2 separate regions of the Homo sapiens genome follow, and region 2 is linked to region 1. The links are chromatin contacts, found by Hi-C or POLR2A ChIA-PET in ENCODE. All regions are on one chromosome and are shown on one strand. The core of a region is the stretch at or near the end of the contact, and the rest is flanking DNA. Distances in the headings are between cores, read along the strand shown.

Region 1 (3,534 bases), core at 415-2,914:
AGACCAAACGCAGAGAAGTGAGAGGGACAAGGCTGTGCTCAGTGACCCATATCCAGATGAGAAATCCATCTGCTCACTTGGGAGCAAAAATGCCCCAAGACCCTGCTATCTCTGGGCTTGCACGAGGCTTTAAATGAATCACCATTATGATGTCTTATATTCAGAGGGAAATACCAATATTCATATATTCAGGTACTGAAACTTTTAAGGGAATTTTTCTTTTTTCTTTCTTTTTTTTTTTTTTTTGGTCAAATGAACTTTTACTTTACCTGCTAAAATCTGCAGGCAGTGTGAGCCTTAAAATATTTTAGAGAGAGAGAGAGAAGTATCTTAAAATTACATTGTTTATTTCTAAGAACAAACTCAAGAAAACCCTTTCCTTCAAATCCCGGAAGAGTGATTAGCTTGTCTCTAAGGTATGGCATTGGCTGGGCATGGTGGCTCATGCTTGTAATCTCAGCACTTCAGAAGGCCCAGGGAGGAGGATCACTTGAGCCCACGAGTTTGAGATCAGCCTGAGCAACATAGTGAGACCTTGTTTCTACAAAAAATATAAAAATTAGCTGGGCGTGGTGGCATGCAACTGTAGTTCTAGCTACTTGGGAGGCTGAGGCAGAAGGATCACTTGAGCCCAGGAGGTTGAAGCTACAGTGAGCCACGATTGCACCACTGCACACCAACCTGGGTGACAGAATGAGACCCTGTCTCCAAAAAGAAAAAGGAAGGAAGGAAGGAAGGGGAGGGAAGGAGGGAGAGAGAGAGGGAAAGAAAGAGAAAAATAAAAAGAAAGAAAAGAAAGAAATGACATCAGTGAACCTCCTCAAACCATAGCGAGGCTGTTAAGTTTGATTGGGGCTGACATCCATGAGTGGGTACAAGTTTATCTGGTGTGGTGCCCTGCATCCTATAACACTTAGTTGGTAAAATCTACTTAAACTTGAGAGGGAACATCTCAAAAGGGACAGCTGTGGAGTTGGGAAGGTGGAGCCCGCAGGTCCTCCCATCTTGCTTTGGTGATGAGGCAGAAAGTGGGGCTGAAAAACTGAGTCTGTTTTGGTTGTATATGAGGGCTCCTGAGCCATTTTATTTTTAAGCTCCAGTTAAACTTCTTTCTCCATCTCTCCTTACGAAGTCCTCCTTCTTCAGCCAGGTTCCACAGCAATTTGGGATTTCACAAAGCCCAGGGTTTGGGGTGACTGTCAAATTTTGCTATTCTGTCAGGAAGCCTTATCTTTTGAACTACATTTAAGTTGTATTTTAATCATTTTAGTTAATTCATTCAACAGATATTTATTGAAAGTCCATATGCCAGACATATGGGGATACAGCCAAAAACAGGAACACCTTTGTCCTTGTCCTGATAGGGCTAGCCTGGCTGGGGTTACCCCTAAGCTCAGATTTGAATTAGTTGCCAACTTTCAAGAACAGGAATTTTCACACAAAATGTGAATATCTGGCTTTTTTTGAAAAATTGGGAACCTGGCAATGGTGGGCCTCTGTTTCCACATGGCAGGAGCTGAGGCACAGCTCCTGTTTCCACATGGCAGGCCCCTCCCTGTAGGCTCACTGGTGCGCAAGTCCTCACCAGTCCCTTCTGACTCACACTTGGCCCGCTGGTATCTCCTCTGTGGGTGGAATTGCTGGTCTTCGTCTAATGCGTCATTTGCCACAGTTCTGTTTCTTTGTGACTCCTTTGTTTGCTCGTTTTCTTTTTATTGTTTCTGGTCTGGCTTTTTCTTCCTTGACTGGAGTCTTGCTCTCTGAGGCCCTCTTCAGCTCTAGCATTCGATGATTTGGAAACCACAGAGCTTAGTGCCTCACCTGTAGGTTTGGAGGTGTGCTTAACTCAGTTTGACTTTCTCATTTGCAACATCTGCTGTTCCAATGCTGTCTATAGATTGTATCCTGAGAAACCCTGCATCATGTCACTATCTTTAAGAGCCTTATGCCATGTAGCAAGCTAAATAAGAAACAATGGTTAAGAGCACTGATTCTGCAGTCAGATTGTCCAGGTTCAAATCTGGCTTCATTACTTAACATTGTTGTGCCTCAGTTTCCTCACCTGCAAAATAATAAGGTTAGAAATAAAACCTTCTTAATATGTTTTTAGGATTCTGATTTTTTTTTTTTTTTTTTTTTTTTTTCTGAGATGGAGTCTTGCTCTGTCACCCAGGCTGGAGTGCAGTGGCACAGTCTTGGCCACTGCAACCTCCACCTCCCGGGTTCAAGCGATTCTCCTGCCTCAGCCTCCCATGTAACTGGGATTACAGGCGAGTGCCACCACGCCCAGCTAATTTTGTATTTTTAGTAGAGACGGGGTTTCACCATGTTGGCCAGGCTGGTCTGGAACTCCTGACCTCAAGTGATCCACCTGCCTTGGCCTCCCAAAGTGCTGGGATTACAGGCATGAGCCACTGCTCCCAGTGGTGAGTACCTATTTATAGAGCCCTTGCAACAGTGCCTGGCACAGAGCCAGGGCCATACAAGTGTTAGATTAAGTAAAAAAAAAAAGTACCAGTCAATCTGAATCTCAGGCCCTGAGTAATAATTTGCAGAGGAATTTGTGCTGGGGGTTGAGAGTTCCTTTTCATTAACCCATAGTTAACGGTGACCAGATTTTCTAAATAAGAAATCAGGATACTTCATCTATAAAACTTGGGTTCCAGTTACAACTTCAGGCCATACAAAAAGAACTATTAAAATTGAGGTGTTGATGTTTTGTAGAAACACTGCAACAGAATATTTGAGATCAGACCTGTTTTTAGATATGTGATCACTCTATACATGTAGTGCTGATTAGGTATTAGGTACCCTCATATCTTTATTTAAAAAAAATTCAAAATTCTTCAAAACAAAAAAACCTTCAAAAATTATCTGGCTAGCATAGAAAATCTTTTTAGGCGATCACTGATAAAATTTTTTCCCTCCCTCCATCTCTCTTTGCTTTTAAACAGCAAAAACTCACCCCATGCCCAGTTCTCACCCAGTTAATTCAGACAGTGTGAATACCTTGATGTTGACCTAACTCATTAAAAGAAAAAGAGAGAAAACCTTTGAAAGCCTATTCCATGTCAACCAGTGTAAAAAGACTCTCAATTTTATTCAAACCTGAAAACAATCTTTTATGGTGGGCATTATGATTTCTACTTCACAGCTGAGGAGATCTAGTGTGGGGAGGCCTTTGGGAGTTCACCCTGGGCCTTGCTGGCTTCAAAATCTGGGCACTCTCTGTTCTGCACTCTGGCATGGTTATTAGCGTCCCTACAGTCCCTTTTCTGACCACTCAGTGGTATCAGCAAAGCAACAAACTCACTGTTGACACCATTCCTTTGCTCCTATTTGTGTATTCATTCATTCATTCATTCATTCGTTCATCCATGGTTTGTGACCTTTGAGAAAAAACTCACTCCCCTTTCTTCTATTGTTCTTTTGTTCATTAGAAATTATCTTAGCAACTTACTTTAGTGTTGGCCTTGGAAGTGCAACAGAAAAGACTTTACTGTAGGAAGGAAATAATAGATATACCCATGCACA
Region 2 (3,283 bases), core at 597-3,096, 420 kb after region 1:
GAAGGAAGGGGAAGCAAGGAGAATTCCGTATACTGACAATGTGCTATTTTTCACCAAGGTACAGTATATTGGTGTATTATTATTATTATTATTATTATTATTATTATTATTATTATTATTTTGAGGCAGAGTCTCACTCTGTTGCCCAGGCTGGAGTGCCGTGGCACAATCTCGGCTCACTGCAACCTCTGCTTCCCAGATTCAAGCTATTCTTCCACCTCAGCCTCCCCGAGTAGCTGGGACTGCAGATGTGCACTACCACGCCTGGATAATTTTTTGTATTTTTGGTAGAGACGGGGCTTTGCCATGTTGGACAGGCTGGTCTCACACTCCTGGCCTCACGTGACTCCCCCCGCCTCAGCCTCCCAAAGTGCTGAGATTACAAGTGTGAGCCACCGCGCCCAGCCTGCTTTATTATTCTTCTTTAAATAGGTTAGATTCTCACATGTATAAATATATTTCACAATTTAAAAAAACAAAAAGAGTGAATGAGGCGAGTAGGTGGAGATACACGTATAGTAACTCAGGAAGCTGGACAGTAAAGGGGAGAAGAGAGTGAAGCGGCCATTGCGGGAGGATGTGGAGGAAACTACAAGAAATAAATGGAAAGACTGAAGAGCTGGGAGGCATCTGAGCTGTCACATGTGGAGAAATTGGCCTTTCAGGGAGATACCTTCTATATTTTAGCAAGAGGGACGAAGGGGAGAATGGGCTTGCAGAATTTGCAGTGAAATTTTCTCATGTTTCCTCTGTGATGGTTTATATTTTCTTTACAAAGAATTTATCTGTGGTCTGGTATAGTTATCAGGAATGGTAGAGATGGGCAAATAGCACGAGGGGTAGGCATCTAAAATGAAAACATTTGTTCAGCAGTTATCCCATGCCAGGTACTCAACTAAGAGCCTTTTACATCCATCATTCCATTCGTTGCTCTCATTAACACTATGAGGTATATATTCTTTCATGATGCCTGTAACAGTTTCCTAGGGCCATAGGAAAATAACCAAATACCACAGACTAGGTGACTTAAATAACAGAAATGTATTTTCTCCCAGTTCTGGAGGCTGGTGGTCCAAGAGCAGGTGTGGACAGGCTGGTTTCTCCTGAGGCCTTTCTCCTTGGTCTGTGGGTGGCTGCCCTCTGCGCATGCACATCCCTGGCATCTCTCTGTGTGCTTAATCTCCTCTCCTTTAAGGATACCCGTCAGACTGAATCAGCTAATCACCTCTTTATTATTAACTTAATCACCTCTTTAAATACAGTCACATTCTGAGGTGCTGGGGGTTGGAGCTTGAACTTATGAATTGTGGTGGACACAATTCTGGCCATCACAATGCCCATTTTGGAGAGAAGGAACTAGAGACACAGAAAGGCCAAACAGCTTGCCAAGGTCATGCAGCTCCTCGGCATCAGAACTGGGATGCAGACGCAGGCAGGTCAACTGCGGTGGCTGAAAACCAACCATTCCTCTACACGCCTAGTCTTGGGCCTGGAAGAGTGAAGAAGGATTGAACGGTCTTTTGGAGAATTAAAAAAAAAAAAGAACAGAATAAAGGAGTAATATTCTCTGGCTTTTCTTAGCTGTGCAATCTGTCCCAGGAAACAGAATGGAGCTGAATGCCCCGGGAGCCTGGATGGACGGTCCTCTCATAGGCTCCCTTTTAAAATCTGAGTTTTAAGGAGAAAGATGTAAATCTCGGCTAAAATGGCAGGAAAGGTCAACAATTTGGCATGAGCTGGAATCCACTCATCCTTGCTCTGGAGGGACCAGGTGTAAGTTACGGGCTGAGAAGTGTGACACCTGCTGGGCTCCGAGGACGAGAATGGGTGGGACCTGGCTCCTTTCATATGTGTTCCCTTGCTGCCCTCTGCTGGCAAGAATTGGGAATACGCAGGAAGCTGCTGGTAGCCCTGCTTCCTGCAAAACCCTCAGATCTCAGGGGAAAGACGGAAAGAATCTACCGGAATCAGACTGTGGCGCACGTCAGTTCCTCCCTTTCCACACACGTACACACATATTGAACCAATGTTACAGTCAATTTTCACTTTTTAGCATTCCGTGACTGTGTAGCTGTTTTAAAAGTTGCTTAAGATGGTTTTTGTTTTGTTTTGAGACAGAGTCCCGCTCTGTAGCCCAGCCCAGGCTGGAGAGCAGTGGCCAGATCTCAGCTCACTGCAAGCTCTGCCTCCCAGGTTCAAGCGATTCTCCTGCCTCAGCCTCCCAAGTAGCTGGGATTACAGGTGCCCACCACCATGCCTGGCTAATTTTTGCATTTTTAGTAGAGACGGGATTTCACCACGTTGGCCAGGCTGGTCTGGAACTCCTGGCCTCAAGGGATCCGCCCACCTAGGCCTCCCAAAGTTCTGGGATTACAGGCCTCAGCCACCCTGCCCGGCCGAAATTAAATTTAAAACCTTATTACATTTGCCACCTTTTCAAAAATGATGTTTCCTAAGATACAAGAATATGAGAATTAGAATACAAATTTTTGATGATTTAACAAAATGTTAGTTTGTTCACCATTTTATATGCTCTTTTTAAATTTTTTTTTTAGAGACAGGGTCTCCCTTCCGGTGACTCCGTCACCCAGGCTAGAGTGCAGTGGTACAATCAAAGCTCACTGCAGCCTCAGACTCCTGGTCTCAAGGAATCCTCTCATCTCAGCCTCCTGAGCACCACATCCGGCTAATTTTTAAATTTTTTGTAGAGACGGGGTGTCAGTGTCTGGCTATGTTGCCCAGGCTGGTCTTGAACTCCTGGTCTCAAGTGACCCTCCTGTCTCAGCCTCCCACAGTGCTGGGATTACAGGCATGAGCCACTGCACCAAGCCTTCATGTTTTCAAAAATTGTAAACTCATTGTTGGTTTGGAAATTTTTTTTTCAATATTTTAAAATCATTACTTATTAAACGATAGCCTAGGGACCCCACCATTTGGTTACAGTACTTTTTTTTTTTAATCATACTTTAAGTTTTAGGGTACATGTGCACAATGTGCAGGTTAGTTACATATGTATACATGTGCCATGCTGGTGCGCTGCACCCACTAACTCGTCATCTAGCATTAGGTATATCTCCCAATGCTATCCCTCCCCCCTCCCCCCACCCCACAACAGTCCCCAGAGTGTGATGTTACCCTTAATGTGTCCATGTGTTCTCATTGTTCAATTCCCACCTATGAGTGAGAATATGCAGTGTTTGGTTTTTTGTTCTTGCGATAGTTTACTGAGAATGATGATTTCCAATTTCACCCATGTCCCTACAAAGGACATGAACTCATCATT

The links. Hi-C counts contacts between places; a loop is a spot of excess contacts on that map. ChIA-PET counts read pairs that join two places held with the same protein, here RNA polymerase II (POLR2A). Pooled maps may share reads with other maps.
Region 2: a loop to region 1 is called in a pooled map, with 4 times the contacts of the local background. The contact joins two enhancer-like sites. A Hi-C loop is called at or near these places in 3 of 50 pooled maps. POLR2A ChIA-PET finds 5 or more read pairs at or near these places in 3 of 52 experiments (K562, activated CD8-positive, alpha-beta memory T cell and activated T-cell).

Annotation. Positions count from the first base shown.
Region 1 is chr1:116,554,866-116,558,399 of GRCh38, reverse strand. The region is part of intron 1 of CD58 (CD58 molecule); the gene reads left to right. It overlaps LOC105378925 (a long non-coding RNA gene), which reads right to left. Exons shown (of 3, transcript XR_947739.2): 3 at 1-3,534. Among named protein-coding and RNA genes, the nearest start is that of MIR548AC, 3.5 kb to the left of the region's middle. RefSeq lists enhancers at 1,499-1,793, 1,567-1,816. Within about 2 kb of position 1,664, at least 19 of the 41 ENCODE cell types and tissues checked have a DNase peak (open chromatin) inside an H3K27ac peak, as active enhancers do.
Region 2 is chr1:116,137,799-116,141,081 of GRCh38, reverse strand. MAB21L3 (mab-21 like 3) reads right to left here. Exons shown (of 8, transcript NM_152367.3): 8 at 2,933-3,283. Among named protein-coding and RNA genes, the nearest start is that of MAB21L3, 28 kb to the right of the region's middle. RefSeq lists enhancers at 1,680-1,974, 2,073-2,122. Within about 2 kb of position 1,846, at least 5 of the 41 ENCODE cell types and tissues checked have a DNase peak (open chromatin) inside an H3K27ac peak, as active enhancers do.